2 separate regions of the Homo sapiens genome follow, and region 1 is linked to region 2. A link is an interaction called in ENCODE POLR2A ChIA-PET data of the cell type or tissue named here. Cell type or tissue: CD4-positive, alpha-beta T cell. All regions are shown on one strand. Links, peaks and the distances in the headings refer to the core of each region. The heading gives the core; the rest is flanking DNA. Region 1 has its middle 54 kb from the start of RUNX1. Region 2 overlaps RUNX1 (RUNX family transcription factor 1).

Region 1 (11,458 bases), core at 2,263-10,262, 120 kb before region 2:
ACATTTGATGATGTTATATGCAACATTCACTGTTAAGGTATTTCATAGAAACAGAGAATCAGAGTTTGAAAAGTCTGATGAGATGCCTAGTAGCCTGTTGTCTGTGATTATTTCTGGATAATAGGATTTGGAAGTAATTTCATTCTTTTTTATACTATTTTAATTTTTCAGATTTCCTACAGGTATATATTACCATTAAAATAAGAACTATGTATTTTTAAATCCTAAAGAATCTTCAGGGCCCCATTTGACATTTTCAGAAAATCTTCCCCGGATTTCACTGCAGGATCATCTCCTCTTCCTTTGCTTTTCAAAACAACGTTTGCTCTTCCCTGATGGCATGTGGATCACACTCTGGCTTGAAATAGACTTAGTAGTGTATGTATTTCTTTTACCACATTTTAAGCTTATTCAGCACTTAGATCATGTTCAGGTCATCTTTGTCTCACCCATGGGGAACAAACAAAACACTCTCTCAATATTGTGGAAGTAATAATTGCTGGCACATATTGAACACTTAATATAGCAGAATAAAAATAATTCTATGTCATTTCGTGCAGTCCATTCACTATTCTAATATGGAACCTGAGGTCTTGAGAAGTTAATTTGCCCAAGAAAAGAACTTTGAGCATCCCTGAATCCTCCCTCTTCTTTACCTTCATCTCCAGTTCCCAGGTTTTATTAATACTTGCTCTAACATGCTTTCTAATGTCCTTTCTTCGTTGTCCATCCTGTAGTACAGGCCATCTTCCTCTCACCTAAACTATTACCATTATTTAATTAGTTAGGTTTTTAGTTCCACAATGTTTTCTATTCTATAATTTGTTATTAATGTGACTATTGGTTTATTCAGTCAAAGTATGTTTGGATTTATCCACGTGGCTACCAATTTTTCTTTGCTCACACTCTTGATCATATCTGAGGTTTGAGATATTTCTTCTGTATTTATGTCCTTTTTCCCCGAAGTATGTCCTTTAGAAGTTCCTTTCATGAGGATTTTTTTTCAAGGTGAGAGTCCTTACATCTTATTATATGAAAATGTGTTCAACCTTGTTTTTGAAAGGTAGAGTGGCTTGGCAAAGTTATTTTCTCTTAGAATTTTATCGTCTTTGCGGATCCATTATTGTCAAAACTTCTGTTGATCTGATTATTATTCCTTTTGATGTCTGTCATTTCTCTAGGGCTGCTTTTAAGTTATTTTTATCATCTCTGGCATTTTGTAATGTCACTATAATACAAATATCTCCAGATCCAGAGGGGACAAATGTCCCCTCTGGACCTAAGGCCTTTGTCTTTCCTAATATCTGAAAAATCATCAACCTTTTATCCTCAAACATTTCTTCTCTCTCTAGTCTCTCGTTTTGAAATTTTAACTAGTCCTTATCATTCTTATTCACCCTTTCATATTTTCTGTCTTGTTGTGTCTGTGTGCATCATTCCACATTTCTTCAAACCTATATTCTAATTTGATACTTTCATGTTCAGTTGCTCCACAAAAGTAGGGCCTGTGTCTCTCTTGCTCACTCTCTTCCACACCTGAAACCTAGGAGGTGCTTAAAAGCATCTCTTGACTGAATGAATTAGTTTTACATTTGGTGGGATATTGAGGCTTAGAGATACCAGAGACTTGCCCAATGGCCCACCATAGCTGCACAGTAGGATGGTACAGCCCTAGGTCTGACTCCAAAGCCTGTGGATCAGTAAATGAGTGAATGAACAAATGAAAGTAAAAAATAATAAGAAAACAACTTCGTCCAGAGAGTAAAAATGCAAGTCATGATACTTTACGCATCTTCTCCTGATCACCGAAATGAAGAAGTTTTCTCAGAGCTTTTCTCTCTTTCCATTCCCAATATTTAGAATTAATCCCTCAAAATATCTCTTTATATGACTCCAGGACAGCTGTGGGAAATCACCGTAAGATTTCTCTCAAACATACATCAGTAGATGACAATCGGCGGTGGCATTTAGCATCTTCCGTTCACTTTAACTCTTGTTTATTGAGCATTACTGTGCCGGATGCACTGGTCACCTGGGGAGTTACAGAAAAATTATGATGGGGCTGGGCGTGGTGGTTCACGCCTGTGAATAATCCCAGCACTTTGGAGGGCGAGGCGGGCGGACTCCTTGAGATCAGGAGTTTGTGACCAGCCTGGCCAACATGGGTAAACCCCGTGTCGACTAAAAATACAAAAAATAGCCGGGCATCATTGCACGTGCCTGTAATCCCAGCTACTCAGGAGGCTGAGGCAGGAGAATCACTTGAGCCCGGGAGGTGGAGGTTGCAGTGAGCTGAGATCATGCCACTGCATCCCAGCCTGGGCGACAGAGCGAGACTCCATCTCAAAAAAAAAAAAAAAAAAAAAAAAAAAATATGGTGGGACCTGACTTTGCAAAGCTCAAACTACATGGTGGAATTTTCAATATGGTTCAGATTAAGAACCCAATATACTAAGATCAGAATATCTCGTAGAACTTTCAGGGACTTTCTCCATGGCTGAGTGGCCTCTTGTATACTGGCTGTTTAAAGCGAGTAGGCAGAAAATGAAGTTGGGAATCACACGTCGGATACATTCTTAATTTCTCCCCAGTAACACTGCGTTAGTCCTGGCACATCTCTGAAAAGCTGAAAACCTTGTCATAGGTTTTTCCAAAAGCCTTGGCTGATGGCGCTCGCGTGACCTACTGGGCAGGGCTGTGCTGTGCTGTGCTGGGCTGGGCTGGGCTGGGCTGGGCTGGCTCTGGCAGGACCTACCCAGGCACAGGCTCCTAAATCACCCTTTATCCTTGCCCCTTCCTGCTGTGTTGACAACAGCCGGAAACTCCTTTGAGAGCCTCAACCCAATCTCACAACTGTTGACGGACTTTAGAAAGAGTTTCTTCCCTGGCAGATAATTCAGACTGAAAGGAACAAACATGTTGAAAACCCCATTCAAGGAAAGTTGTTACTAAGTGTGAACAATGCTGATGATAACAGGGCTTTCTCGGAAGACCACTTAGAAGAGCATTGTTGTTGCCATTTATTTCAGGCCGCCAGGCTCTTATAGGCTCTTATCTCGCACGTGCCATGTGCTCCCACTTATCTGTCAGCAGTTGGACTCCACTGAAGCTGACAGTGACGTCCAGCTCCACACGACTGACCACCAAGTGAAGGTCAGGTGGCAGGAAAGAGGTTGCTCTCTCCTACATTTATTCTCTGCAGAATTGTGTAAGTGGCTCAACAGCAGTAAGCCAAGAATCTCTCTAAAACTGTCATAGTTATAGTTGTACTTAGATTTTGACTTTACTCAGGTGCCTAAAACAGCATCAGGATCTTATTTGCAGCAGCACTTGGAGATATCAGATGAGTTTCCAAATGTCCTTTGAATACTGGGGGCACGTATAGTTGAATAGCCATGGGGAGAACTAGCTATACATTGGATCAAATGGTGTCCACAGTCCGTGTAGATGTCCAAGGAGCTGATGCCGTACAGTGAAGCAAGGTTAAATTTGCAGTATTAAATTGAAGGACTACCAGGCACGGTGGCTCACGCCTGTAATCCTAGCACTTTGGGAGGCTGAGGCGGGTGGCTTGCCTGAGCTCAGGAGTTTGAGACTAGGCTGAGCAACATGGTGAAGACCCATCTCTATTAAAATACAAAAAAAAAAAAAAAAAAAAATGGCCAGGCGTGGTGGTGCCTGGTTGTAGTCCCAGATACTCAGGACACTGAAGCACAAGAATTTGCTTGAACCCTGGAGGCAGAGGTTGCAGTGAGTCGAGATAGCACCACTGCACTCCAGCCTGGGAGACAGAGCAAGACCCTGTCTCCAAAAATAAATAAATAAATTAATTAATTGAAGGACTGGTGTGACCTCTGTACACATACACACAGTCTGCAGGTTTGTGTTTACACATATAGGTTGTATGTACACACACACATATGATATTGAAAAATCTATGCCTATACATAGACACAGGGAGCATTGACTCTGAAGCTAGACTGGCTGGATTTGTACTCTAGCTACTTCCCTTAAGAGGTGTGTGACTTTAGGCCAGGCGCAGTGGCTCACGCCTATAATCCCAGCACTTTGGGAGGCTGAGACAGGCAGATCACTTGAGGTCAGGAGTTCGAGACCAGCCTGGTCATCATGGTGAAACCTCTTCTCTACTAAAAATACAAAAATTAGCCAGGCATGGTGGGGCGCACCTGTAGTCCCAGCTACTCGGGAGGCTGATGCTGGAGAATTTCTTGAACCCAGGAGATGGAGGTGACGGTGAGCCAAGATTATGCCAGTGCACTCCAGCCTGGGCAACAGAGTGAGACTTCATCTCTAAGAAAAAGAGATGTGTGACTTAAAATATTCAACCTCTCTGTTCCTTTGTTTCCTCATCTGTCTACCTCAAAGTGTTCTCAAGAAGATAAGACGAGCTAGTATGCTTAAAGGACTTAGGACAGTGGCTAGCGGTCAGGGAGTGCAGTAGAAGTGCTTATTAAATAGAATGCTCCCTCTCAGTTAAGAGGGAGATATGGCCTCTGTCTCTGGCTGAGCAGCCATGAGTCCAGCTACCTCAGAGGTTCTACCCCTAAAAATCTACAGATGGATTGGGTTAGTGGGGGGTGACCAGTAGCCTCTGCCATGCCTGTACCATAGGTCTAACTTTTATTTTTATTCATGTGAATATGTGAGCCCCTCAGGAGACAGCAGACTCCACTGGGTCAGGGACAGTTTGAATGTATTCCACTGTTTTCTCCCCTACATATAACAGGGTGCTTGGCCCATAATAGGTGCTTAATAAATATGTATTGGATATTTAATAGAATAACTACTACTATTGCTAGTGCTGTTGCCACTAATACTACTATTACTATTATCCTCAGGACGGGATTTAATTTTCTGCATCATAAATTATTGTACTGAAATAGGGGTTCCTGAAAATCATGTATAAATCGTGAAGATAACCTCCCAAAATGGTCAAATAATAATAGTAATAAAAAATAATGTTCTCCCTTTAGGTATTTACCCAGTAATGGGATTGCTGGGTTGAATGGTATTTCCGTTTTTAAGTCTTTGAGGAAATGTCACACTGTCTTCCACAATGGCTGAACTAAGTTATTCAACACTATTCACAATAGCAAAGACATGGAATCAACCTAAATGTCCATAAATAATAGTCTGGATAAAGAAAATATGGTACATATACATGATGGAATACTACGCAGCCATAAAAGAGAACAAGATCATGTCCTTTGCAGGGACATGGATAGAGCTGGAGGCCATTATCCTTAGCAAACTAACACAGGAATGGAAAACCAAATACCACAAGTTCTCACTTATAAGTGGGAGTTAAGTGATGAGGACACATGGACACACAGAAAGAAACAACACACAATGGGGCCTTTTGGAGTTTGGAAGGTAGGAGGAGGGAGACAATCAGGAAAAATAACTGTTGGGTAGTAGGCTTAATACCTGGGTGATAAGATAATCTGTACAACAAACCCCTATGACACAAGTTGACCTGTGTAACAAACCTGCACTTGTACCCTTGAACTTAAAAGTTTTTTTTTAAAAAAGTTAACAGTAATAATTAACTTTGTTGTATAGAACAATAGAATAATAAATAGAAAATAAGGAACTTTAAAAGTCAAAATTAAAAAATAAAGAATAAAAATAATCGAGGCTTTGTTCTGCAAAATGTGTAGTATCAAATAAATATTGGGAAAGTTTACAGAGAAAAATAATACTAGTGGTGTCAAGTAATTCACAGTCAGGAATAACTTGAAGAGGCACAGAATGAGTGATTATGTTCATGTACCAAATGAGTAGGGATAAAATATAGTTAACAAATAAAATGCATGTTGGATATTAATGCAGGAAGGTAAACACCATTATTTGCCCTCACCAGGATATAAGGAAGCAGGTTTTTAATTGGCCTAGAACACCAAGGTCTAGGAAATGCCATGTTCAAAAGAAATAGGATCAATAGCTAAGCCAGTCAAAGCCATATACACCTGGAGTGAAATGTGTGACCATGATGGAAGAATGTGCACAGAGAGTTTGGTTGAAGATTAAAGGAGGGAGGGAGAGTGGGACGATGCTGGAGACCACCCATCCAGATGGAGGAAGCACTGATGTTTTCCAGGCATGGATCAAACAGCACAGATGCTGCCAGAGAGGTTGGGTGACTGCAGAGGGAGGGGCCCGGGTGCAGGGAGCCCACAGGGACAGCTGCTAGAAATCGACTTCAGTCCAAAGAGGAAGCGAGGCAGAGCTGCTTCTCTGGATCTATTCTAACCAAGGAGGAAGTGACGGGGGCCCTGGAGATAAAAGGAGCAGGTTACTCTAGAGCCTCCCACAGCCAACCATGGGTGAGCTGGGTATTGTCAGGTGGGTGACCGCCTTTTGAGGAGGCAGAACTCTAAAAGCTTAGAGCAAAGATTGGTGGAATTCTAAGACGTGAGCATGAAACAAGTCTGGAGAGGGAAGGGTCCTTGTTCATAGCACAATCCCGACTGGGAAGAAAATGGGGAAGTATCTCAAGAGGTAGCCAAACAGGAAATTCTCTGGTAAAGTCAGACGTAAGAACACTTGTACAAAAAAAAAAAAAAAAAGGAAAGAAGATGAACATAAATGCAAGTAAGAAATAGTGTTGAGAATCTTTGTGCTTCAAAGAAGTTTGCAAAATTTGCTAAGACCTAAAATGAGAGTCAAGTAAAAGAACAAAGGCAGGACAGATCTTCTGTAAGGGCAGCTAATATATAATGTAAACAGACAACAGAGAGAAAGGATAACAGCTCAACTGGGTTACATTAAACAAGTACTGACTGGCTGTCTTCTCTGTAAGCCACAACCAGACATAGGGCCATGACCCTGCTCATGAGGAACTCATGGGCCAGATAAGGAAAGTATACAAAGAACAAATGATGATCAGGATGGTAAATTTCCATAGTATTGGGTATCTCTAAATGAGAGAGTTCAATTGGTTAAGGGATTCATTTAGGAAACACTTCATCAAGGAGAACTCAGTGGTAGGTTTTGCAGGATTCCGATAGGGCTCTTGGATTGAGAAACACTTTAAAGAAAAGCAGAGGAAGAGAAACCTGTTGAAGATCATGAGAAGAAATGGTGGGAGGAGGAAAGAGTTAACCTGGAGTAAACTATCATAGAAATCTAGGAGATAATTTCTCCCAACAAAGCACCTGTAGAAGTTGAAGAACATGAAACAAATGTGCATGAGAATAGGAAAGTCCCAGTAATTTAAAGATAGTTTGAGTGGCATGCTGGAACAGAAACAAGGTCCCCAGAAGGTTTATGAGATGAGGGAGAGCATTAATTAATTCCAAAAATTTGCCTGTGATGGAAGCAAAAGAGAAAGTGGACAGTATAGAAAGATATAAGATCAAGGATGAATTTTGTGCTTTGTTCTTATTTTTAATTTGGTTTGTGGATGGAGATTTAAACATAGTTATTATATGTGCTTAGAGGGAAGAGGCAATAGAACGAAAGTTACTAGAAATGAAAGATAATGAGATGATTAATAAGGCATGACCCTGAAGGATGCAAGTAGGGGATAGGAACTGGAGTCCATGTGGGAACATTAGCTGTGAGAAGTGGGTATCACTTTTTCCATGGAAATTTCAGGGCTCTGAGAGTAGGTCCATCTGTAACCAGTGCTTGAGACAGAGCACTGAAGGTGTCACTTTGAGTCAGTTTTCATTAATTGGAGTATTAAGAAGACCTGTCACCCCCTAAAAGAAAGAGAAGAGATAGTTCCAAGGGGGATTTGAAGACTGTAGAGAAACAATGATTTAGGGGAATGGAAGAGGAAGGTATTATGGGACCTGTGGAAGGAGAGTGGGATATAGCTGAGCTTCCAGTTCAAGCTGGAGGCTATAGCTGCATAGGGCACCAACCCTCATGGTATGTGAGCTTCACCAGTAGTCCAGGTGTAGGAAGGGTGGATGGTTGTATTAATCCAGGGATGGAGTTTACCAGTGAGTGTGGTGGAAAAATGAGAATGGGAAAGAAGATGTAGACAGACAGAGGCTGAAGCCATGAGCTTCATGGCTTCAAGGCAAGAGCCATGAGATCCAGGCCACTAAGCAATAGGAATGAAGGCAACAAGGAAATGGAGCAATCGGAGCCCCTAAGAGATCAAAGAACAGGTGTAGTAGGCACACAGAATGATGACAAAAGATAACACAATATTATGGGCAGTGAGAGGGATCCTGGCAGAGAAGGAAGAATTCCAGGTAATATGCAGGGTGTGGCCCTAGGAGAGTGTGCCTGGAGTTGGGGGAATTGGAAATCAATGAAATTGAGAACGTCAAGAAAAGCGTGTTGAACGGAACATTTTCTAAAACTCATTGCTATGTTTATTTGTACACAGAGGAAACATGTAAGTGTGCTTCTATGCTAAGGGGAAGGCCTAGTAGAGAGGGAGATGAGGATACTGCAGAGAGGGAAGAGGGTTGAGGGAACAAGGTCTGGAGGAAGCAGGAGAGAAAGCAGGTCAGAGCATGGCTGATGGGATTGGCAGGAGAGAGAGGAAATAAGGAGCAGGAATTAAAAACGGGTCTGGGTACAGATGCATTCATCTGGGCATTTGAGGCAGGAAGCTGAGGCCGGACAATCTGCTGTGAGACAGGAGGACAGTGAAGCAGAGCATGGGAGAGAGGCAAGAGCTTGGAACAGCCGCGGGAGCTTCCTGGTGGGACTGGTTGAAGGATCTTAGTGATTTTCTCCAGCTGGGCTCAGCCCCCAGGCTTGAGAGTGGAGAAGGCCAATGATGTATGGGTTCCCAGGTGGAATTTTGCCAGCTCTGAATGACAAGTAGACAAGGAGGGAGAGAGATTACCAGTGAGAACTGACAAACCCTGGCAACCAAGGAGGCCGGGCTGGATAAAGAGGGAAGTAAAGCCAGGTGGATCCAGATGGACTGAAAGCAAATGGAGGAACCGAAGTTCTGGGAGGACCGCGGGAAATTAAGAGTGGGTGGAATGAGAATAAACCTCTGAGGGGGTGTAGAGTAAGATGAGGGAGCTGTGGCTTAACGGAATTTGTGAGGATGATTTGGGCGTTGGACTTAACTGGAAGCGTTCTGAATCAACACTGAGATGAAACGGCAGTGATAGGAGTTGACCTCATTACAGTTGAGCTGAGGCATCACAAGCATCTTTCTCTTGTTTAACAGAGCTGGAGAGCTGGGAGACCTGTCTGTTCCACTTCAACTCTAAGAGTCCATGAGCAACTCCACCTAACACACATTGAAATACATACCAGTCAATAATCGTATTTTCCATAAACTCTTACCTAAACCAACTACAGCTCAGGGAGATGCATTTTCATTTCCTGTCTTCCCTGCACACTCTACATGCATGTGATGCTCCTTTACAGTACAGCGCATGCATGTACAGTGCATGTTGCATTTCAGGGAAAGGAGGAGCTAATCTATGGCATCACTAGTTTTATGCTTTGAGACATGGAGATTAAAAGGCCTAAATATACATTTTCCCCAGGTGAGTCCTGTGAGAATGAAGTTTCATCCCTGGAATTAAGCTCTTTGACAGCCCTAGGATAGGAGTCTATAAAAATAAGGTATTATTTGTGATAGGGGATTTCTTACTTTATAATAAAACCACAAAAAAAAAAATAGTAAAAGTGTAATAAGCACACTTGTTTATTTAATCTAACCCAAACATATTGGCTACAGTTTTTTCTTTATATCATATTATTGGGTTAAGTTTTTATATTCCTCTATATAGGAAGAGAGGTTTATTTGCAAACAGAGCAAAACACCCCAGTGGTAACTTGATTTTTCTTTAAACCTCCATATATTGTAGTTTAAACTGCAACTAAATGAACAATGCAAATTATTTATAAAAGCCCAGTTGAGTCCATGGGACCGCAGTACACACTGTGACATGCCAGGAGTCACAAGATGGAGTGCCATGAAGATAAAGTGCATTTACACCCCCTCTATCCCTCCCTGTCTCCACAGCTGCATGGCCACCCTCAGCACCAGCATAAACCACAGTTCCCAAAGACCAAAGGTCACCCTGAGGGATCCAGAATTAAAACACACCAGAAGGTTTACTTTTTCTACAGCTATGTTAAGAATGACCTAAAATGAGATAAATAATAGATGGGAGGGGTGAGAGGAAGAGAGAGAGAGAGGGAGATGGAGGGTAGGGAGCTATAGATGGACAAATAAATATAGTCTATAAAACACCCCAAACATCCAGTTCTTACCCCAAAGATGCAGAGCCATCTGAAAATTATGAGTTTCCATTTGCTTCCTACCTCCAGAAATGGCCAATCCTTGTTGCCTTTATTCCTAGGCCCAAAACTCTCTGGCAATAGGCAGGCCTGCCAGAGGCATTAAGTATAACTCTGGAGTTGATTATTTTAGGTTGGAGTCAGGTATTGTCCAATGTGCAGATGGCCAGGGAGGAGAAAGTCTCAGTGTTAGCTTTTATTTAAGTGATGATCTTATCTCCTCCACACACAGCATATTACTATCTCAAGGTGTTAGAAAATAAATTTCCTTAGGTCTAGAGATGGGTTTTAGGTCAGCAAGAAAAAAGCATTGCAAGCCAAGACTGTAGCAATGAAGAAAGTACCATTATAGTCTATCCTGCAGAATAAAGCTCACTACAGAAGGCTCTATACATGCCTGAACAAATGAACACATGAATGCACACAGCCAATTTCATTACCTAATTCCCAGGCACATTATATCAAAAATACCATTCAAATAAGATTAAACCACATCTGCTTGCAGAAATAATAGGCTTTTCTGGAAAAGTCTCAGTAACAGGATGGATTCTACCATCTTGTTTGTGTAGACAAACAATCTGTGTGATTCTGCCATGTTTGTGTATCCTTGTTATGGCCTCAGTGATGTAATTCATGCCACTTATTGACTTGGACAAATTATTTCAAGAGGTAATTAAAATATTTTTATTTTGATGTACCTGATGGATATAAACTTAGATAAAAATTGATGGATATAAACTTGGATAAAATATAACTTGTATAATTACAAAGCATCAAAGAAAAGGATAAAATCTCACACATTTCTATTTTGGATTAAAGACTGTTAGGCAACCTCTTTAAGTGACAGATGCTATCACTCTTACACCATGCAAATGAAACACAGATAGATTTGAATATTGAGGATGTTTATGTTAATATGTAACATAACGTTTGTGATCATATGTAAAGTTACAAACCCAATGACACAAATATTAACAGTAGGCAAACTATCTCCCTGACACTGTAAGCTTCAATTCTGTCTTGGCTTCTTTGTGTATGAAACACTTGTCAATATGCTGCTTAAAAATATTAAACTCCCATCACAGTGACTCAAATTGTTAAAATGATCTTTGAGGCAAAAAGTCAAAATGTTGAGGTGTATTTTACTAATGTTATAAAACTAATCTCTACAGAGTTCTCAAATAAGACAATAAATGGACTA
Region 2 (11,458 bases), core at 1,827-9,826:
CCACTTTGCCTGAACCTGCACCTATTGGGATCATCTCAGTTCCCTTTGAGGATGTGGGGGCCTCAGAGCCTGGAAAGCCACACCCCTATTCTCCTGCCCACTATCAGCTACTGGATCAGAATCCACCAACTGTTGACAGGTTCAGCCAGTGTTCTCAAACAACCTCATGTGCAGGGTGCTCACTCAGGACAGGATTATGGGTGCCGGAGGAGACCATCCCAATAATAATCATAATAAGTTGTTGCACACACTGTCCGGATGTCAGGTGAGGGGATGAGTAGGGAAGAGCCAATCAAAGCTGGAAGCAGCAGTAGAAATAACAAGCTACTGTTCTCAGGGATGGCTTCATGGTAGAGGCAGCATCTCAGCAGGTCCTAGGGGTAAGAATGAGTTTGGCAGATGGAGATGGGAAGGACAGTTGTACAGGAGCCGAGGCGAGTGCCCACAGCACAGTTTTTGAAAGTACTAGATGATGCTGCAGCACAGAGCCACAGCAGGACAGCAGGCTGGGCAGCTGAGCCCTGCCATCCCCTTCCCTGGGATCTGCACCGCCCTGGTCCTTCTGGGCTCATGTATGAAAGGAGCAGCCCCAGGAATGTTGATGAAAGATGAGACTACACGCCTGGTGTCCTCGAAAGTGCAGCAATGCCAGTCTCTTAGCAACCATGTTTCCCCCGGCTGTGTCCACAAGTCCTTTGCAGATACAAGGGAAGAAGGACCGTACTGACCCCAGGGGCACCAGGAGCTGGGCTTCTCTGATCTTCCTTGGCACCCCTCCTCTACCTTAGCTGGCACCCGATGTGGTGCAGGCAATAGGGATGTCTTGGGATCCTAAGCCCAGCCTTGAGGAGGGGCGCATACTGACTTGTCTACAATTATAGGATGCTAGAAATTTACAGAGTGAATTCACAAACAGCAACTCCTCTGAGCCCCACAAAATCCTGCAAGAGAAAAGAGAGGTGGCATGAATTGTCTCATTCTATAAATAAGAAACCAAACTGAGGTTCTAAGAATCTCCGTGATTTCAGGCCACCTGTGCCCTGGGGATGGGAGTTGTTCATCAGCCTGGATCTCTGGCATCACACAAGACTGTCCCCTCTAGAGCAAGTCTGCACACGAAGCTAGCATTTTCCAGGCACTTCAAGAAATCTTGTCTTTCATTTTCTCTTTTCTGAGTGACTTGGGGTTCTGCCGAATTCCTGTTTCTGCAGAGGGCTGTAGCCTTTTCTCCTTTCCACATACTTTGGTGCTCTCCTAGCTAGGATAAAATGCTCTTTTTTTCCCCCTCTTTGGTTTTATGAGAATTTTTTTAGCGATGTCAGACTTCAAAGGAGGCCTCCTAACCATAAAGATCTCAACCAGACTCACATTTGTGATTCTTTCTCATGCCTGCGTGAAAAGGACAGTGGTGCTAACACATGGCTCATCTCCCCCTTGACATTCAGCCTCCTTTAAGTGATTTTACAAAGCCCCCTCACTTTCTCTTTCGGGTCCTAAATTAGTATGTCAGGAATCAACAGCTGCCTTCTCAGCCAAGAAGCTGGGCGCCTGGGGACTTCATTCTTCACCGCTGTCTGGAGCCCCGAAGATCTCTGTGCTCCCTGCCTCGTGTCAGCAGCCCGCTCCCCTCAAATGTCTGGCTTTCCTCAGCAACTGGCTACATGCTCCTGTTCTTGCTAAGTCACTGAAACCCTGGCCACAAGGCGGACGAAGCGAGATTTAATTGAATCTTTCAGCAATGATTCACAGAACAAAGCCTGACTGTCTGACCTGGAAACCACACAGTGGGGAGTTTAGAAACCCCGAGCCTAGTCAAAACAACGTTCCTCTTTCAGCCATTGATTGAAGTTCAAAGTAACAAAGCCGTAAGTCAGAACAAGCCATTGTCATGGCAAGGGCGGTGCAAGAAACACACTTACCTGGGCATGCAGCCTTGTGGGGTGAGGCTTCCCTGGCCTGTCAATCATGTCGGTCCCATTGGGACTGGCTTCAGGGACAACATGGCCTCCTGGGAGAAACTTCCCAGCTAGTCAGTGAAGCTCAGTGGTTGAGGTTAGGGGACTGTGTTAGTTTCCTGTGGCTGCCATAACAAATTGCCACAAACTGTGTGGTTTAAAACAACAGAAATGTATTCTCTTACAGCCCTAGAGGCTAGAATTCCAAGATCAAGGCGCTGGCATTTCTGTGCTCCCTCTGAAGGCTCCAGGAGAGGATCCTTCCTTGCTTCCCCCAGCATCTGGTGACTCCCAGCAACCCTTGACATCCCTTGAGTCATCTTTGCATTACTCCAGTTTCTGCCTCTGTCTTCGCATGGCATCTCTCTGTGTACCCCTGTGTGTCTTCTCCTCTTCTTATAAGGATGCTGATCATTGAATTTAGCAGCCAACCTAATCTAGTATGACCTCATCTTAACAAATCACATTTACACAAACCTTATTTCCAAAAAGCGTGACAACCTGAGGTTCTAGGTAGATGTGGATATTTGGGAGACACATAGGGAACCATGGCTTTTTTGCTAAATGCCACATATCTCCTGCTCCCTGCCCCCATCTTGTGGAGTTAGTTATTCCATCCTCAATTTTGAGACCTCCTCCACAGACTAAACTCTTGGTGCATGATGTTGAATCTTGACCTTTCAACTTTCAGGTTTGAGGAAACAAACAGTGCCAGCCTTTGACATAGGACCCAGTGTGATTTGATGGAAAGAGCATTGAAAGTTAATGCAAGGCAGACTGGAAGGTGAAACAGTGGACAGTATCTAGGGACATAAATGATCAGCCAAAACAGTCTGGGCTGGGTGCAATGGTTCATACCTGAAATCCCAGCATTTTGGGAGGCTGAGGCGGGATCCCTTGAGCCCAGGAGTTCGAGATCAGCCTGGGCAACATGGCAAAACCCATCTCTACAAAAAATACAAAAATTAGCCCAGTGTAGTGGTGCATGCCTGTAGTACCAGCTACTTTGGAGGCTGAGACAAGGAGTATCTCTTGAGCCTAGGAGGTTGAGGCTGCAGCGACCATGATCGTGCTATTGTACTCCAGCCTGGGTGACAGAGTGAGACCCTGTCTCAAAAAAAAAAAAAAAAAAAAAAAGTCTGGTCAGAGTTGTTGATAGACCACCAGACACTTTCTCTAAAACCATTTGTTACACCGCATACCACATCGTTGGAGAAGGAAATGTTGGTGGCAGTGAAATGACTATAATAATATAATATAGGATAATAAAATATGAGTGAATAAAATAGGTGTGTACCCCATTCATAACAGTCCCTGTCTGTCTGTGAGAAAGGAAGCCAAGTCCACTGAGGAATATTAAAGAAACCCCCATATGGTATCCCCAAAGGGCTCCACCCTAAACATTTGGAGTAGGGGTCAGTATAGGGATTGGTGTGTGGTTGCCCTGAGAGTGTTTTAATGCTCACCATGGGCTGAGAGCTTTCAGAGAAAAAATCGTGTCATCTCCAAGATCTCACATTCTGGAATGTTCTTCCATCCACAGCTTCTACTCCTTCCCTGCCTATTCCACTCCTACAGATTGTACTTGCCGTCTTCATGGTGACCCCAGACACCTCTGGCTACCTCTGCTCTCCAAGCCAGTCAGCAAGCACCCTTTGACAAACCTAGTTCTGCCCCGATGGGCCTGAACCCAAGACTGGGTCACTCCATTGAGGTCCTGCTGGCAGCCTATTACTCCCTGCTCTGTCATCCCTATTGCAAGAAACTATGATGAGACCATAGGGAAATGAAGGACCCATCAATCTAATATCAATATTAAATTACTGTACCTTTCAATGGAGTGCTAAGTTCTTTACCTTCATTTATTAACTCAGGATGACCACTTACTTTCTCTGCTCTTGTTCTAAGTCTTCTAAGTATTATTGGAATCACATAACTACTTTGACACAATTTTTTCATCCTAACCTGTGCACTGAATACTCAATATATCCATGCACAACCTCCTACCATGCTATATATTTTGGGGCTATTCCAAACCTGGCCTGGGCTGCCAGCCCTGACCCCCATACCATGCAGCCTGTCCTCTGGGAAGATCCTGTCACCCCTGTATTCCTGAGAAGAGAAATGAGTTCTATGGAAAGTACCTGATCACTTCCTTCCTTCACATGACGGGGTCTATCTGCATCTTCATGTGACCTCTCTCTGATGGACATTGTATTTGCCCAACTACTTTGCAGACATGTGCCACATAACTGTGCTTCTGCACTCAAGCCCTCCAGCTTCCTCTAGAACTGTTCCATCAACCCTTCATTCCCTTCTTTTCCTTCCTGCACTTCTCTCCTCTCCACTCCTGGTCTCTCTCCACTGGCTGGGCATTTCTCTTGTCTTAAAATACTCTTCTTTTTGATTCTGCTATTTCTGCAAGCCACCAACTTCTTTCTCTTCTTCCTTTTGCCACCACTTCCTCTGAAATAGTGAATCTCAAACCATTTTTCCTCCACAGCGCACCAAAGAGCCGTAGCTATTGCAGTGGCCTCCCCCACAGATAAGTTATATGGAAGACTGTGTATAGTTCTATAGTTTTTTTTCTGCCCTCATATGGGACCTTCTGGTGCACAATGACATACTGAGATTGGCCACTTTGCTAACTGATTTGCTACTCTGGGGCTTATAGTCTAGGCCACTTCATCCTCCAAGAACAAATTATCCATCCTTGGCCTTGCTTTTTCACACTGTGATGATTTCTTCTGTTATCTTATTATCACTGCTTTTTCCACATTTTTTTCTCTAGCTACTCTTCCTTCTCTCTTACTCCAAATACATCCTAGACCCTGTCCCAGGCTCTCTTCTCTCTCTGGTCCACCTTGTTCCCTTTGTGAATCTGGCCACTCTTGTCTTGAACACCATAGACCCATGACTGGCAACTCTAACCCTCCAGCTCAGCCCATTTCTGGGTGCTGGCCTTATTTTCAATTGACTTCTGAACACATCCACTGGGGATGCCCCTCTGAGGAACCTTGAGGCAAATATGTCCCCAGCTGAATTAATCATCTTCTCAGATTTTCCAGCTCCCCTATTTCTGGCAGCAGCACCATTGGCCCCTGAGTCAGCAGGGCTAAACTTCAGAGTTAATGGTGATGACCCTGCTCCACCCCCACACCAAACCACTAGCTAAGTTTTAGCTACTCCACTCTGCTATTTCTGCAAGCTACCAACTTCATTCTCCTCTTCCTTTTGCCACCACTTCCTCTGAAATAGTGAGTCTCAAACCATTTTCCCCCCACAACACACCAAAGAGTTATAGCTATTGCAATGGTCTCCTCCACAGATAAGTTTTATGGCAGACTGTGTGTAGTTCTAGGATTCTTAGTAATCTAAACCCCTGCCCCAGGTAGCCAAGAATCAAGTTTGTTGTACTCCCAGCACACAAAAGAGATTGTCTTAGATAAGACAGTAAAGAGATTGTATATCATTATCATTTCATGTAATTACCTTTTATTTGACATTTAGAACATGCTGTTAGATGTTCTGATAACCCAAAAATCAAAATGTTGATAACAACTTATGAAAAAGTGAAAGCTCTGTAGTAGAGTAATAAATTTATTTTGGTGTTATTAGTAGGGGTAGTAAATTTAAGTAGCTTTTCTTCTACCCTCATTTGTAAGTCTGTTAAGAGTTTGAGAGAAATAAGGGCCATTGTCTCTGGAAAGAATGACTCATTCAGTAGTTTAGCTTAGCGCTTCCTATGATTCACATCACCATTCGAGTTTCTAATGCTTAACCTTCCTAGAAGCTACAGTGAAAAACAAGACAGATGCCTGGAGTATGATTTGGTGGGTTCAATAAAGCCTTAATCCTCCAAAATTTCTACCTCATGCGCTTGCTGGTTAACAACACATTTAATGCCTTCTCTCTTTGTAACCTACCAGACATCATGGATGAGAGAAAGAACCAAAAAGGATGAAGAACTAGGTGCCTGGAATGTTCCTAAAGATTCACTTGGGAAACAGCTTAATATAGTGGACTTTGGCAACAGACCAACTAGGCTTCAAATCTTGGTTCTACCACCTAACGGTTATAAGACCTTGAAAGATGGTTTAACTTCTGAGTTCATTTCCTATTTCAAAAGTAAAGATAGGCCACATGCAGTGGTTCACACCTGTAATCCCAGCACTTTGGGAGGCCAAGGCAGGCGGATCCCAAGGTCAGGAGGTCAAGACCAGCCTGACCAACATGGTGAAACCCCGTCTCTACTAAAAATACAAAAATTAGCTGGGTGTTGTGGCACGCGCCTGTAATCCCAGCTACTCAGGAGGCTAAGGCAGGAGAATCACTTGAACCCGGGTGGCGGAGATTGCAATAAGCCAAGATCGCGCCACTACACTCCAGCCTGGGTGACAGAGTGAGACTCCATCTCAAAAAATAAAAATAAAAAAAGTAAACATAGTAATAGTATCGCAATCATTAATGAGGCTATATAAAACATAAACAGAAAATTGACAACTAGGTATGCTAAGAGGAGAGTGGATGGTAACTTTCCCAATCCAAACTCTCTCCTCCTTCCCTTTCTTTCTCTTTCTTTCCGTCACACACACACACACACACACCCCTTTTGACTTCATAATTGAGCCTTGGACTAACCCTGGGACCCTAGTAAGAGCTACCCCTTCATCAACAACAATCTTTATTTTACTTAATGAATGATGTAAATGGTAGTTCCCTGGGTAGCTTGGACTTAGAAGTCTATCCCTAGAAGAATTCTCTACACCTTGTATGTGGCACAAAAGACTAAATCCTTGGTAAGAAAGATGGTAGCGATTTATAGTTATAATGACTTGAGTAGATAAGCGCTAATATCCATGTGATAAAGGAAAGGCAGGAAATGGACAAAGGCATTTAGTGACCTGCGGATGAAATGAAGTGCCTTCTGTCTGTACGGCTCCTCCAGCATTGGCATGTACTAACGAATGTGCCCAGCGAACTGGCATTGAGCACTTCTGTCTCACTATCCAGCTGCATTTTTAGCAGCTGTTCTGAGACTCACCCTTGCAGGCTTTTGGCCAAGCATCAGCCCCATATAAAGAAGAGAGATTTGTTGAGGGGGGCTCCTTGCTGCACTGATGGCAATGACCTACAGATACAGAAAGACCGGTCTCAGAACCATTTTGTAGCTAAGGAAACAGATACAGCCATTGTGAAACATCAAGCCATATTATTATAGTGAAAAGAGACAAAAAAAAATAGGCCACCACTGGGTGTTTTGGAACATTTGAATAATCAAGCAAAATGGATTAAATTAACTATCAAGTAAAATCTTCTTTGAAAAATCAGTTACCAATATGGCAGGAAATAATATTATTCTGAATTCCATGGCTCATGTGGATCCAAATATTTGTAAAATCTAGTCATTACTAAATCCATAAATAATGAATACTCTTTTTTTTGGACTTTCAAATAAATTTTCCAGGAGAAAGTTAAATCCATTCCTGGGTGAGCTTAAGCTGATCCATGCAAAATCTATTCCTTGGCACCAGGCTTCTAGAATAGGTCCAGGGACTCCATATTTTTATTTGCTCAATGTTTCTTGTTTAAGGGGAAGCTTGAATAGTACCATTACAGATTTTCACATCTAATTTTCACCGAAATTCAGAAGAGTATTGCCATGCCTCACTTATCCTAAACAATAACAGATTTGTCATTCTGTCACCAGCAGAATTAAGTGTGTGTCCCAGGTTTCCATGGTTGGAACAAGGACTCCAAAGGGAAGCATCTATTTTTCTCACATCAGATTGGCGTGGAAGTTAAGGACTTCAAAACGAACTCCACAAGCAATGCTATTAAAGCCGCTTCCTCATGTTTAGACCCTCAGCTGTTGTTGATCTTAGGAGGGACCCTTCCACAGACTTGTCTTCTCCTTTGATATTTTAGCCTCTTAATAATTTTAAGTCAACCATCCATAGCTGACAGTTTTGCTGATAAAGTACCTTTATAATGATAGACTTGGTGTTTAAATTTCCGCCTACGTCTTCTCTAAGTTGGTGACCTAATTGTAGCTGATGCTTCCAGTAGAAATACTCACTTGGTAACCTCAAGCTATTTCTGGGCACAGCTGAAATAAAGCAAATTGCTTTTTAAGCTGATGATTCCAGGTTCTGTGTCTTATTTTCCATTTCTTCTTGTCCATTTTTCCATGTAAGTTTTATCTGCTACCTACAAACCATGAAAAACAAATTATTCCATTCAAATCTTTGGAAACGGCTGTTCACTGGCACACAATCACAGTGTCTTGATAGTTTTTCTGGTTTTGAATTTCTGGAAGGGAAATCCTCCTTCTGAGGAGACTTCACTTTCCGTCAGTAATGGGGAAAACTGTTTCCCTCGGGATAGCAGAGGTCATTTTAAAAGAGAACACTCAGCAGAAATGAAAATCCAAACAACTGATTTTTAATTCGTGTCTCTTTGTTCAGTGATGTTGGTCCTGATTCTGCCTATGAGACGGGAATAAAGAGAGATTTCGGGAAAAGTGTGAAGCCAAACATGGGTGCTATTTAAATACCACCCTCATAATTTGAAACAAGACCCAGCTCCTCCTATCTTCACAGGCAGAATACCCCATCCCCAGGCTACGTAGGACCTGATAAATGTGGGGTGACCCATACTGGCCTGGCTTATGCCCACTGGCCTGCGTTGGTGAATAAATTGTGTGGTCTCTTCCTTGGTGTGATTTTTCCCTGGGTACTTGCAAGATGCCTTATTTAGAAAGAAAACGACAAGGCTAATGGTTCCAGAGAACTTCGTCCACTGTTTATATGAAGAGACTGAGACTCAGTGGGGCTCCACAGCCTGCTCTTCAGTGACAAAGCCAAGACCAAAGTAATAATAGCAGATCTTTATATAGCCTTTGCTGTCAAGCCAGGTACTTATACATAAGCGCTTTATGTATATTGACTCATTTAATCCTTCCACCAACCTGCAGGATTCGTGTTGTTTAATCCCATTTTACAGCAAGTAGCTCGCTTTCGGCCATGCGCTAGCAGGGGCAGAGCTGTGTTCTGGGGCAGGCGACCTGGCTCTGGAGCCCACTGAGACGAACCCAGCACCCTCCACCTGGCAGACCCAGCACTCCTCACTCTTGGTCCTACCCTCTGTTCTCTGTTAGGTTGCTTTGGGACCAAGGGGAGAAAAAAACTTGTTAATGAAAATGGAGCCCAACATTTCAAAGCTGATGTTTTTATACTACTGTGAACATCATCAGAGTGCTATCTAATGCACTTAAAACCGACATGACTTTAAAACAGACGTGAAATAGACTTGCCAGATAATATATAGACATGTCTTTAAGCAAACATTGAGCAAAAGGTACCTCGCTGGTAACAACCATTCAGAAGGAAAGAAACGCTGTCATAAAATAATTAATATAGTCATCCCAGACAGAATGGCTAAATAGCAGTCTGGTGGTTTTTATGTTAGCATTTGTTTGTCAAGGTCTTCCTGAATGAGACTGTAAGTCCCTCCAAACCACATATGTGCCTATGTAGTTCTCTTGTAGAGCACCTGATAAAATACCTATGGAAAGATTTTTTTAATAAATATTGTAATATTGTTCAATGGCAGTTATAGAGAATCCTTGGTACTGACCTTTGAGTTGCCAACCTATGCAAACAAAAAAAAAAAGCATTGGTTATAAAGACTATGACTTATAAGAAAGACTTATGAGGATGTATAGCATATAACGCTTGAGGCATATCTTGGAGCATATATCTATGAACAAAATCAAATCCAAAAAGACTCTTTCTCTTATTCCGGGGGCTGTGGGTCACAGATGCTATTCCAGAACCCAGGCATGGGAATATATGCAGCATCCTCCAGACTTGACAGTTCCCAGTCAGCTGTGCTTGACTGGAGCCTTCAGGGCTCAGAGTTGCAGGCGAGATGGAAATTACGAGAGATCTTTACTCTCTCAAACTCAAGGGATAATGGTCTGTCTCATAAGAACCTACCTGGCCCAGGATGGACAAAGATGCTGTGTGTGTGTGTGTGTGTGTGTGTGTGTGTGTGTGTGTGTGTATCTGTGTGTGTGTTTTGTCTGAGAAGTCTGGCAAGGGAGAGACCCCAAGGTCACCTGAAAATCTCCTCTTTGCATCCAGGTGGCTTAGGAAAACATGCTTCAGTATCAGAAAAAGAAGCCTTCCAGCAGACAGAGGTTTAAACAATACAACAGCCCACAGTTTATCAGTAGAACTGGCAGAAACAGCAGACTATCCTTCAATTACCCTCTACAGTTGTTCATAAATATTGGAATTTCCTTGCCTTGATCTGGCTCACAAAATGAGCAGCAAATGTTGAAAAGTTTCGTGCTTTTTAACCAGGAAACACACAACTATGAAATATGTGAAGCTGCAGTAGACAAGTTTTAAAAAAACAAAAACTTTCCAATAAAGTAATGGTCTCCCAGTGACATCTTGTTATACTGGTAAAAATAGATCCCTAACTTTGACAGTATATTTTTCCTTCTGGGAAACTACAAATAATAACACATCAAAATTATGCTTTTTGTCACATTCCTGAGGACAGTAAAAATGAAAGGAAAGTTTATTTTTTATTTGTAAAACAACATTTCCATTCATTTATTCCACAAGGACCACTTATTTTTGAGTTCTGTAGAAAACTAACGTAGAATGAGCACCCTCATACTTATCAATAGAAAGTAAGTCATCATGGCAGAATTTTTTACAGATTTCTCATTGGTCAAAAAATACTGTTTATGGGCGGGGCGCGGTGGCTCATGCCTGTAATCCCAGCACTCTGGGAGGCCGAGGCGGGCGGATCATGAGGTCAGGAGATCGAGACCATCCTGGCTAACACGGTGAAACCCCGTCTCTACTAAAAACTACAAAAAATTAGCCGGGCATGGTGGCACGTGACTGTAGTCCCAGCTGCCCTGGAGGCTGAGGCAGGAGAATGGCTGAAGCAGGAGAATGGTGAACCTGGGAGGCGGGGCTTGCAGTGAGCCAAGATCACTGCCACCGCAATCCAGCCTGGGCGACAGAGAGAGACTCCGTCTCAAAAAAAAAAAAAATGCTGTTTACTCTAAAGACATTGGACATTTTACACATTGCCTCATGAATCCATGATGAAAACTATGAAGTAGATGGAATAACAGTTACCTTCCTTACATAGCAATAGGTCACACTAGAAGGATGTTGGAAGAAAGATGGAGACAGCTTTTTGGCCTCTCCAGCGACATTCTCCATTCAGGTTTACAGCCAAGTCATTCCAGTGTGTTTCCAAGCTCCAAATATCTTTGTAGAAGTAACTTCTAAAAGTATGTGTGAAGTCACACATAATCCAGTCTGGATCAAATACCTGACTGTCCCCACTTCCATGTGTATATGTTGTAATGACAGTTTAAAGTATGTTTTGGGATTGAAATCCTACCCCTCTCTCCGCAAAAGCAGGTAGTAATAGGTTAAAAATGATGAACCATCAAATTATAGTTTTGG

The links. Peaks named below come from ENCODE experiments on the same cell type or tissue, not always from the same donor. Only the 100,000 strongest peaks of a DNase experiment are listed, where the experiment ranks them.
Region 1: POLR2A ChIA-PET joins it to region 2 with 5 read pairs; 2 of 35 experiments call an interaction of 5 or more read pairs at or near these places.

The regions. Positions count from the first base shown.
Region 1 is chr21:35,098,036-35,109,493 of GRCh38, reverse strand. No RefSeq gene overlaps it. Among named protein-coding and RNA genes, the nearest start is that of RUNX1, 54 kb to the right of the region's middle. RefSeq lists a silencer at 4,085-4,263. In CD4-positive, alpha-beta T cell, for the core only: no CTCF peak of the experiment used is centred there; a DNase peak (open chromatin) is centred at 6,303.
Region 2 is chr21:34,977,502-34,988,959 of GRCh38, reverse strand. The region is part of intron 2 of RUNX1 (RUNX family transcription factor 1); the gene reads left to right. Among named protein-coding and RNA genes, the nearest start is that of RUNX1-IT1, 56 kb to the left of the region's middle. RefSeq lists an enhancer at 1,541-1,590. In CD4-positive, alpha-beta T cell, for the core only: no CTCF peak of the experiment used is centred there; DNase peaks (open chromatin) are centred at 5,029 and 5,679; H3K4me3 peaks cover 980 bases; H3K27ac peaks cover 2,309 bases.